Linked DNA regions of Homo sapiens: region 1 is linked to region 2. A link is a contact called in ENCODE Hi-C or POLR2A ChIA-PET data. All regions are on one chromosome and are shown on one strand. Each heading gives the region's core, a stretch centred on a gene start or an enhancer-like site at or near the end of the contact. The rest is flanking DNA. Distances are from core to core; before and after follow the strand shown.

Region 1 (5,957 bases), core at 1,330-3,829, 83 kb before region 2:
ACCTTTGAGAACCACTGTTGATGACCTTCACTTCAACTCTTACCTAAAGAACAATGACCCAGTTGACCCAGTTGACAGCACCACTTGAAGACTGTGGTAGAACGATCTACTGAACACCTCATTCCATCACCTCTTTTCATCTTTTTATAGTGTTTTCTCCTTTTCTCCATCTTTTATAACTCACTATCCACTTAGTTCCACTGAAGAAACTCTGTCTTTATCGTCCACATTAATAGTTCTCCAAAGTGCTGGGAGTTCCCGTTCAGATTTTTTCCATTCCTTCTATATCCTTATTGATTGAATATTTTTCTTCACTTGCTTGCATTAAAGATTTTAGGAAAAGACCTAAAATCTGGTTTTGTTGTTCAGATTGTCCTTATTTGTGATATACTATCAGCGGGGATGTCTTCCTTTTCTATCGTAAATGTAGCACGCTGTAATAGTTTGTTATTGAAAGAGACTTTGGGAGTTAATTTAAAAACCTAACAGCCATTTTCAAACAATGAATTAATAATTTTTGACAGAAAACCTTTGTAACTAGGGGACTATATATTCAATGTAGCAGGTTTTTTGTTTTTTGTTTTTTTTACCTTGTGAAGTAAAATGTTTTGTAATTCAGACATATTATTTAAAATGCTTTGAAGTTTGCAAAACCCTTTGAAGACCAAGGCTGTGATTTACATGTCCCCATTTATATTTTTATTAAAATCACCACCCCTCCATAAATAAAGGTATTAATGGGTAAATATTTGGCCAGTTAAGTACCAGGACTGTGTAGGGGGCTTTCCTGCAGATGGGCAGAGGATGTAATTTCATTAAACAGGAGGTCTCAGTTACCCTCTGTTTGGAATCCACTGAAGTAGGACTTCTCTTGGCTCTCCTCTTAAGACTCAAATCTTCCCAAACAGTTTTGGCCTCCACATTTGTGATGCACTGGCCTTGGGCTTGGCATTGACCCATTGGCCTTGTCGATCCTCCAATTTATACTGTGCACTTAAATTCTAAAATGATACTTTTGCTCCATCTGCTTCTAACTTGAGTGCTCTAACTCCTGTAGTACTTGACCATTGTGACATTATACTGTAGTAGTCATTGAAAAACACTCAACATCTCCCAGACATTTCTATGACCCTAACAGAATCTGGACCGATTGTAGAGGAAAACACATAGATCTTAGAAAATACAGTGGGAAAGAGCACTGGCTGGGAGCCAGGCAGGCTCTGGGTCAGGCTTTGGCACTAAATAGTGGTGTTTCCTTGGACGAGTCACTTCTCTTACCTGGCCTGTATTTTTATGGCCTAGAAAATTGAGGGAGTTAGATGAGGTGGTCTGTAAGCTCCTTTTTGAGGCTGCCGTCCTGTGTTTGTGAAGTTTTGTATTTTGTGGGCTGGAGACCCATCAGAGCAGCTTGTTTCCAAGAAGCACAGGCCTCTTTCCACATAGCTCACAGGAAATACATTGTCTGGAAGAGAGAGAGAGAGATGCTTGGATACCTGTAGAAAATGTTTGGTGGCTTCTCTATTTTGCTATTCAGTGGCTAGATAATACTGCATTGGACAGCTGGGAAAAATAATTTTTTTTCAGTCAAGTCTTCAAATTTTGGTCCTCGGCACCAATTACATAATATATGCAGAAATACCTTTATGAATAAATATGTAGGACCCTCTCCAGAGAATAACCAGGTGCCCTATTAAATTCCATATGAAATGGGTAGAGTGTGGAACCACCCTAGGTGTGAAAAGAGTCCTTAAAGTGTTCCCAAAGGGCAGGATTATAGCAACGTATGGTGCCCAGGCTTATTACATTGGTTTTCCTTTTTTATTCTCCCTCCTCAAGTTTGTAAGAGACGGATGATTCCTATTGTTGTGGCAAGCTGCTCAGCTTTACCCAACGGTTCATAGTGAGAGAAGACATGGGGAGGGCAGTTAGTTCCTCAGTTGGGGAAATTAGACTGCCTTGGAGGTCACTGGGGGCAAAGGTGATCAGAGTTATGCGGAGCCCAGTCTGTCATCTTCATGATGTTTCTACAGACAGGGATACTTGAATGCACAGTGTTGAATGCATTTAAAGGCTGGATCCACACATTTAAGAAATCAGGATTAAGGAAGCTGTACAGATGTAAACTTTGAAGAAAACAATGAAAAAAAGAATAGTGGAGAGCTGAATACGTGTGGCCAAACTATGTCACTTACCAAAGGGCCAGTCATCATCTTTTATAACATGCTAGCACAGTGGTTTGCAGAATGTATTCTCATGCCTGCTTTCAGGATAAAAACGTTAAAGAGACATGCCTGGGAAATTCCTTTTCCTTTTAATCAGGATAAAGTGGCCTGTTGAGGCCTGGGAAAGTGTATTGGATTTCACCTTTGATCTCCCATACGTCAGTCTCTTTACAAGTGGTCATTTCTCTGAAAGGTACAAGCTGGGACTATTTGGCATTGAGTTCCAGAATGGCCTTTATCATCTTGATGACAATTTTTCCAATTTCTTTAACAGTTTATTCAGTTGTAAAACTACAGTGACTCATGTAATTAGAGGTTTCCCTCTGTGTCAACAGAGAGGATTTTTGGAACCAACAAGTTGGACAAGTTTCCTACCACACTTCAAAAGAAGTAGTTAATCATGGGATAATATTTTTAGGATGTCGAAACTGGAATATGGCTGGCTGCTAATCATCCCCAAATAAAACTCTTGATTAATTACAAATAAATTAATCCAAGAGTGACAAAATTTACTTGGGCCTCATTGAAGTTTTACCAGGTTGCTTCCTCCAAGCCAGGTGAACAGGAAGAGGGGAAAGATGTTCTTCTCCCTCATTAAAGTTCCACTTAAATAAATAAAAACAAAAACACTCTGAACTCACAAAGACAGATGGGCTATCTTGTAAAACATTTTATCCAATGAAGTGATTTTTTTTTTCCTTTCCTGGATTTTGTATCTCCCCTGAATGTGGGCAGCTGAAAAGTGTGTATAAAATATTCCCAGGAAAACACCAAAGTGAAATTTCTCCACAGCTGTCATAATAATAGTTCATTAAATAAAATGGTGTATTTAAAAAAAGACTTGAACATTTCATAAGCAACTCTTGGAGAGATACTGCAAATTAATTAAGTGACCATAAGGGCACGATGACAATCTGAGGTTTGAAATTCAAGAGAATGGTGACTCCGAGTCTGTTGGCAAGGTTATTACCTATTTTTCTGTTTCTGAGAAATTTATCTCCTAGTGCTTAGATCATAGATTAAAATAATGCCTGAGCCTGTGAAAGTTCCCCCAGGATTTATTGTCTCTGTGTGTGTGTGTGTGTGTGTGTGTGTGTGTGTGTGTTGTGTGCACACACATCTGCCCACTGCAGCACTCAGCATGGAACTTGGCTTGTGGGGTATTCTCAACTGATGTATTTATAAAACATGTGTATAACATTTATTATATGCCAATCCTTGCTCAGGTAAAAATGTAGCTAATTTAATCTCCTGATAACCTATCAGATCGACACTTTTACCATCCTATTTTACAGATGAGAAAACTGAGGCACGGAGGGGTTAGTAATTTGCCTGTGGTCACAAAGCTAGGAAGTGACAGAATTAGAATGCAAGTCCTAAGCTTTAGTTTAGGTATCCGTGCTAGGCTCCTGTGCTACGATGCCTCTCTCAAGAAATCTTTCTCGAAATGAAATTAACAGCTTTGTCTGTGAAGAGTTTATAAAGCAAGTTCACATGTCATTTCATTTAATCTTCAAAGTATTCAGTAAGGAAGGTAAAGCTATTCCCATTTTCAGATGGGGAAAACTGGTGCTCAGAGAGTGGGGTGATTTTTTTCAAATCTCCTTCCCTAGTAAATTATACAGCAAAGGTTAGAACATGGACACCCCTGTCTTCAGCTCTGGCTCTCTTTCTGCCATAGCTGCAGTGGGGTAGTAACTTCGATAGGACTAAGAATCCACTGCGGTCTGCCCCTTTTATTTTTAGCCCCTCTACTGGTCTTTATTTCTCCTGGAGATCAGCAGTTGATACTCAAACGCAAGGAGTAGGGAGGGATTTTGGCATCAAGAATGAGTCCTCCAAACGGCTTTCCTGAAGTTCCTCCTGGTATATCACCCACAGTTCTTCTCACACCTCTGTTCTATGAACAACTAGTAATCACTATGGTGGGAATTAATTTGGGAGTCAAAGTTCAAGGAAAAAATTCTCAGGTAATGCGCCGTTTGCTGGGCACCTATTTAGTAGGTGAGTCTCAGGGCTTAAGGCTGCAGGTCTTCACAGTAGCCTCTCTGTTTTTCCTCTAGCACTCTTGGAGTCTCAGGGAGAAAACTGTTTTCTGGTTTGAGTCTTATATCCTCCCATTTTGGCTACTGATAGAAACCGTTACCAATTTGGGCTGAGTTCTCTACTTCTTTCACAACAGGAGTCTTGCTTTCAATTCAAGTTGTCAATCATTTTTCAAAAACCCACTCTTTATTTATACATCTGTTTATTTATATCCTATCTTGTTCTACAGAAATTAAGGGGAGCAGAGAATAGTAAAACTACAAGTATAAAGTAGAAAATAAAGATTAGAGAGGATTGAAATTAGAGTAGGGCAAGGCCTGAGAGAAAAAAAAAAGAGATTTGATTTCTGTGTTCTTAGCCAGAAAAAATAAAACAAACAACAAAAACAAAATGTAAAACGCAGTGCATCCCAGAATTTTTGTTGCTGGTGAGGAGTTAAAAAAGTCTTCAAACGGTAAAGGAAAATCCTCACTTGGGGCTTTTTTCAGATGGTAATTCCCTGTGAAAAGCACTGAGGTCTTAAAGATGACCTTGAATCTTTCAGCCTAGCAAGGAATCAGGCAAACTGAAACCTACAGAGTAAACTCCAGGCGGCTCAAGGCCAAGTCATCTGGTATAGGAGCATGTAGGAAAGAAGGATTCATTGTGACAGAGGGATGTGGGCAGGCAGCAGGAGGTTCCACCTGAGTGAGCCTTGAGTAAATGGATAGATTTTGACTGCAAGAGTGAAGACGGGAGCATTCCAGTCCCAGGAGATGAAGGAGCAATGGTCAGTGTCGTGGGCTTGCATTTGAGTGGGGCAGGGATACAATCGTTTGGGTCAAGTACAGGAAGACCGATGTGGTGGAAGGCAAGACAGGAAGGAGGGTTAGTATGAGTCTGTGCCTTCTAGGAAGTTGGATAGTTTCTGAGGAGGGGCCATCCCTGACCCGTGCTTTGGGAAGCTTATTCTGGCACCAGGTGGAGATGTATAACAGAAACAAGAGTTACATGGAGGAGATGAGTTAGGGCACTGCTGCAGTAACAGAGAAGAGAAGTGACTAGAGCCTCAACTAGGCCACTGGCAGGGGGAAGGGAAAGCAGAAAATGGAGAATCCATGGGAGCTAAAGTTAAAGAATGTGGCCAGATGTGGAAATTTAAGTAGGAGAGAGATAGAAGGTGGAATACGAGATAGGTGAGAGGTAGCTTTGGGATATTCTGGGGTTGTCAAACATGCAGGGATCCAGTTGGACCTTCTGGAGCCTTCTGTTTTTGCTACAGTATAATACACTGGTCAGGAGCTTTTACTTTAGTTAACTAGACCTGGTTTTGAATCATGGCTCACTATCTGTAGGATCTTCTAACAAGTAATCCAAGTCTTAATGCTTTCACCTGTAAAATGGAGATAACATTTGCCATAAAAGGTTATAGTGAAGATGAAATGAAAACGTGCACATTTGGAAACTGCTTAGCACTCTGTACAGCTGTAGTAAGTGGTCTTGTTGAGATTATTTCTACTCCTAGTACTTTTAGACTAGTGTTGCTGCTTCTTTTCAAGTTTCTGCTTTATTGTCTCATCTGCAGTTCTTCTATCAGAAGCAAACATATTCAGAAACTCCGTGTCCTGGCTCGCTTAGCAATAATAGTACACATAGCAGTGTGGTGAAGTCAGGCACCCTCCTGCTACTACAAGAGAATATGAAGTAACG
Region 2 (5,539 bases), core at 2,424-4,923:
TATTATTTCTGTTTCCCTAAGCAGCCACTCTGCACGTTGAACTCCTATTTATACTTTGACACCCACCTGTATAGTATCCCAGATTTACAGTCTCTGTCTTTACTTGTATCTTTTATTATATCTCATTCTATTGCATTTGTTTGTTTACATGGCCATCTGGCCAAATACTGGGCGAGTTTCCTGAGAGCGAGGACTCTATCCCAATCATCTTGGTGTGCTGAGATCCTACACAGCGTCCAGCCCAGAGTAGAAGCCCAACACGTGTTTATTAAATGAAGTATAAGACAGGACCCTGCACTTAAGAATGGAAGCCTTTTAAGACTGTTGGAATAGCAGAATAGAGTGGGGAGAATGCGGAGATTTGTAGGTACATCAGTCTGACTCCAACCCCAACTAGCATTACTTGTGGGCATTATTGCTTAACTTCTTTGAGTCTTACCTCTTTATTAGTAAAATAACTCTAATGATTCATGACTTTTTTTGAAAAAAGAATCGATGTAGGAAACTTTTATGTAAGCGTCTGGCCCATGGCATAGCACATGCATACTAGACGCTCAATAAAAATGGTGCATTTTTTTCTTCCTCTCATCTTCAAAAAGCCTTATTGTTATTATACATGTGGGAGGAAAAGCTCATGAAGATTCATGAAAACTCTGAATTGTGCAGTTGTTCACTAAGGGCTTGGTAGTTGTGTATGGCAGACATTTACCTCCAAAATACATTTCCAGGGAACTGAGAGAGTGGAAGGCAATGTTGAAACATTCTGGTGGAAAGTCAGTCATGGGTTAGGATTACCGAAGGAGCCACAGCTTTCCATTACCAGTTAGCTTTTCATAAAGAACTTTAGGAGTGTGACATTTTGCTGCCACGGAATTCCCTCACTGAAGATGTGATTCATTAACCATGATAATCTCTTTGTTTGGGGTCTTGGTTGCCAGTCCCACGAAGCTCCCTGATTTGCAACATGGGCATTTCAGGCAGAGCATTTTGCACAGCCTTGCAATATCTACGGTGTTTGTCTTTGTGTGAATCTGAGCAGATGATATAAATGCTTAATTTTTCAGACAAAAGGAAAAACATGAAAGAGCCCTTTCCTTTGTGCATCTGAGATGGACTGGGAATGACAATGAAAGAAACCTCACCAAGAAGTCTGTTGGTGCTAACATTTCTTTGTCTGTTTTCCAGAGTCATGCGATATGTATGTGCCTAATAACAAGGTTTTAAATGTGACTTCTATTTAAAATCACTGTTCTCTAGTGTTGCCTCTGGGCTGAGGATCTAATTTTCTATGTCAGTACTGCCCTGGTGGTATATCCTTAGGGCTGCTTGATAAGTCCCTTGGTTGACAAGTCTGCAATATGCAAATCCCATCTCGTGGTTCATCTTGCAACTCCCTGTAGTTTGAGTCTTTGTTCCTCCTGCACACGCAGGCTCAGTGCCTTCTCCTCACTGCCACATCAATAGCAACTTTTAAAATCTTCTTTTAAATGTGCCAATTATAAAGGTGAAAGCAAAGACATTAATCGGCTAGGCAGCCAAACTGGGGAAGTGTTATTCAATCCAAATACATTGATTACTGCATCAACAAGAACAGGTTTAATGCGTAGGCAGCGTAAAACACTCTCGGGAAAGGGCTCCACACCCACTGCTTGATGATTATTTTATCCTGCTTTTCCATTTGAGACCCCTAGGCCACACCTTCAAAGAAAGAACAGATATAGACTGTAGATAGGGAGCCACTTTGAGATTTTCTTCCCATTCCGCTGCACTGTGGGAGGCAGGTGGCTTAGAGGCCTAGTAAAGATTTTTCAGGTCTTAGTTCCAACTGCTGATGCCATGCTGCGAGTTCCAGGGCAAGTTCTCAAGGATGGAGCTCTTAGACGATTTGCCAGGGAAGATATGGGGGCTCAATCAGCTTGTGACTGTAAGTGTAGATTGTTCTTGTTATTGATGTGCCTGAGAGTTGAGGCAGAAGCCTGCCCTTTTTGGGGAGCTCTCATCATGTCAGTGAAGCTGCAAAAGAAAAAAGCCAGATAAAGATGAAACATCCAAAGTCATTACAGCCTGGTCAACTAAGATTGTTTCTGTAATGAAATTACTGTTTGAGGATTATTCAAAGTTGGCACATGGAAGGAGTTACTTCGGTAATGAAAGGAGGAAAAAAATACAACTGGTCTGTGAGATCAAAACAGGAAACAAAACAAAACAAAACAAAACAAAAAAACCCTCCATGCAACGTCTTTTGGTGTACTCTAAAGCTAGGGGTTAGATCCAGTGTGTTGAGTTACTTAAGAATGGGCTGAGAATCAGAGTGATGTCTCCAAGCCCTTTGGCTTCCTGGGAAAGGCCTTTATTTGATGGGCCAAAAATATTCTGCTTGAAGATTGGGTCTCCACAGAATTAGACAAAGGGCATCAAAGCCTGTTCCATGGTGATCTGAAGGCTTCTGTCCAGGACATTTCTGTTAATTTGGATACCATCTATAGTCTCAAACTCATGGCGGTTGGTTGTAACATTTTAATAGCCAGCCTGGGTTTTTGGCAGGCTTTTGTTCCCCTAGCTTATTTTTCTCTAAGCTTGAGACTTGAGAAACTGAAATTTGAGAGCATTGCTGTGTCTTGGAACTTAAAATATAAAAAGCTGTTGGAGGTGATTTTTTTTTTCTTTCAACTGGTACACTAAAGAATGGAAGTCAGCTTATAAATGACCATTAGGTAATGTAACCAGAAGAGTTTTTTTCATGGACAATGTAAGCAGGTAGTTTGACCACGGATGAAGAATTCTTTTCTTTTTTTCTTTCTTTTTTTTTTTTTTTTTTTTGCTGAATCTGGAGAAGGTCAATTGTGGTAGGAAATACTTATGGGAGCAGTCTATGGTATGGTCCTAGCCAATCACTTGTACGTATATACTACTTCATTCAGGTTCCCCATAGCTGTCATTAAAGGGAGACTTCTCATTGCTGATTATATTGACTCTTTCTTCTCCCAGATTTTTCCTCTTTATGGTCTCTTAGGCAAGTAAACTTATCATGAAAATTTCTGAAGAGCTTTGTGTATTATTCAGTCACTAGGTGAACAGTCTATCCTTAACTATAATTTATCGATTATTATTCTCTATGGCTTTTGAATCCCTAAATGCAGGGAGAGAAAATTAATCTGACATTTTGCTACTTTTCATGCTTAGTTCTTTACAACCCTATTTGGTAAGAATCTGTTCCAAGATCCTGGAAGCATCTTGGCTATTTCCTGTTCTTTAATCCAACGCCAACCATAACTACTGCTCATGACCCCTTTTTCATTGGTATGATGTTTTTAAGTTTGTAAAATACCATATATAATATCTCTTGTGGTGTCACAACAGCCTCTTGAAGCAGGCCATCCTCAGGGGCAGAAATTCCTTCTCAGGCACCATGACACCTCCATCCTGTCTGCCATGGAACTCAAGTTCAGGCATTTTTTATTTCTCTTTCTCTTTTTCAATAAATAAACAGATAGAAAAGATCTGAAGCTGAGTTGAGAAACTGTCTGACTTTTTTCTTTAAGCACAAATTGACCTTCAGCTTTCAATGTGAAACTTAACAGAGATAGGCAGAACACCACGTGTCTTCATGGGTGCAATGACTAAAGATAGGAAGGCCTGACTCATGCGGGCCATCTTCCCTGATTACTACCCTGGGAGGCCATGCATTTGCAACGTCTCTCTGATTTACGGCTCTGTTCCCCAGGTCGTCTTCATTTGGCACAGCCACTAACTCCAGCCTATGCTCTCTCTCCCCAGCCTGTCCCCTTGTCCCCTCTACGTCGTGAATTCCCTTGCTTTTGCAGAACTTCTGCGCACCAGGTGGGGCCTTTTGAGCTTTCGCATCTCTCTTTTATTTATTTATTTTTATCCACCGGCTTATTCCATGTGCACCATTGTCTGAATTGTCATGCATTTTGGATTTAATTCCAGATCGTCAAAGGCATGTTTTCAGCTGAACAAACCAAATGAAGTAAAAAGCTTCATCCTCTTTTACTTTATTCTCATTACCCATCCCAGCGGGGAGGATGAGTAAAGAATGCATCCTCTAGATCCTGAAAGAATTTCTAATATTCATTCTTTCTCCATAAGATACAGAGCTTAATCCTTCCTTTAGACATTTTCTTTTTTTCTAAATAAACAGGGCCTAATTGGAAAAAGCTGAGAGAGCTAAGCAGAAAAGAATAGAAAACATTTACTGAGCTTGGAAGTGCATATTGAATACTGTAGGAAATTTGCATATGGATTACTTGGTGAAAAAATAGAAACATTCTCAGCCCATTAGTTACTGTGATGGACTCCCACTGACTAAAATCCAAGTACTTTTGCCTTGTTTTCTCCAACTGTTCTTTTCTGTAATCATTTCTCTTTAACCACGGGGCAGCTATTCTGTTACTGCACTTTGTGCTAAGGAAAAGACAACACAGAGAATGTAGCTGTGCCTAGAATGTGAGCAGACTGGCTCTGATTTAATCCTCCAGTGAACATTGTACCATTATTTCTAAGCTTTGGCAGGAGGGTTGCCTCTTTATCGAGGAGCTTCTAGGTCACATTTGCAGCTCTACAGTTGTGTTAAGTGACAAACCATAGATTTCTCCCTGGTGCCTCAGTTTCTCCAAATGCAAAAAGAAAGGTAATTTTTAGCACCCTTAATAGAGATGGGAAAAATCAATGAATATTTATAAAAGTAAATTGAGACCCTGGAATATAAGATCCCACAGAAATTCAAAGCATAATTAAGGTAGGGAGAACAGATTAGTGTTAAATATATGTGTGAAACACATTTTACATTTCCTTCCAACAAAGGCTGAATTTAATTTACTCCAAGTGAGGGGGAGAAAAAAGGGAAAAAAACGTGGTATTGTGAATTAGGATTCTAAATTTGGATTTTGATATGTTGATTGGTGTACTACAGACATAAAGCCACATGTTTACTTTTTCAGCAAATGCATGTGTGTGCATGTGTTTGTGTGTGTGACTGTGTCTGTGTGTATGTGAGATGGAGAAGATATATATATATATATATATATATATAGAGAGAGAGAGAGAGAGAGAGAGAGAGAGAGAGAGCAAATCTAATTATCATTGGCAATATTCCTCCAGGAGAGCCAACAGCAAGTACTAACAAAAGAATTGTTATCAAAAATATGTTTTCAACAGCTTACTTTTAATCCATTGAAAAGTCATTAAACATGCATTACCAGCTCTTTGCATTGTGGTATGAGGCGAAACCATTTGTACAAAGAAATATTCAGATATTGCCTGCAGAAAACATCTATATTACTGTGTCATTGTTTGAAGAAACAACTCAAACCCTCACTTTACAAGGGAATCATTGAATATTAAGAGATGTGGAAGTCAGTGTAAAGATCAAAATATCAATATCCATCAGCCCATTTTAGTCTATCCACAGTGGCTTAGAAACTGTTGGAAGGAATGATCTGTACAATATTGATCACATAAATGGAAAGAAATCCTAAGAGATAAAGGGGACCTTCTGTATATTATAAATACTTAAGTG

What was found. Hi-C counts contacts between places; a loop is a spot of excess contacts on that map. ChIA-PET counts read pairs that join two places held with the same protein, here RNA polymerase II (POLR2A).
Region 1: a map of cardiac septum shows a loop between it and region 2 (2.1-fold over the local background). The contact joins two enhancer-like sites. A Hi-C loop is called at or near these places in 1 of 168 maps with a recorded cell type or tissue (cardiac septum). POLR2A ChIA-PET finds 5 or more read pairs at or near these places in 2 of 52 experiments (activated T-cell and common myeloid progenitor, CD34-positive).

The regions. Positions count from the first base shown.
Region 1 is chr9:4,034,918-4,040,874 of GRCh38, reverse strand. The region is part of intron 4 of GLIS3 (GLIS family zinc finger 3); the gene reads left to right. Among named protein-coding and RNA genes, the nearest start is that of GLIS3-AS1, 140 kb to the right of the region's middle. Within about 2 kb of position 2,579, at least 2 of the 41 ENCODE cell types and tissues checked have a DNase peak (open chromatin) inside an H3K27ac peak, as active enhancers do.
Region 2 is chr9:3,953,310-3,958,848 of GRCh38, reverse strand. The region is part of intron 4 of GLIS3 (GLIS family zinc finger 3); the gene reads left to right. Among named protein-coding and RNA genes, the nearest start is that of GLIS3-AS1, 57 kb to the right of the region's middle. RefSeq lists an enhancer at 3,865-4,385. Within about 2 kb of position 3,673, at least 2 of the 41 ENCODE cell types and tissues checked have a DNase peak (open chromatin) inside an H3K27ac peak, as active enhancers do.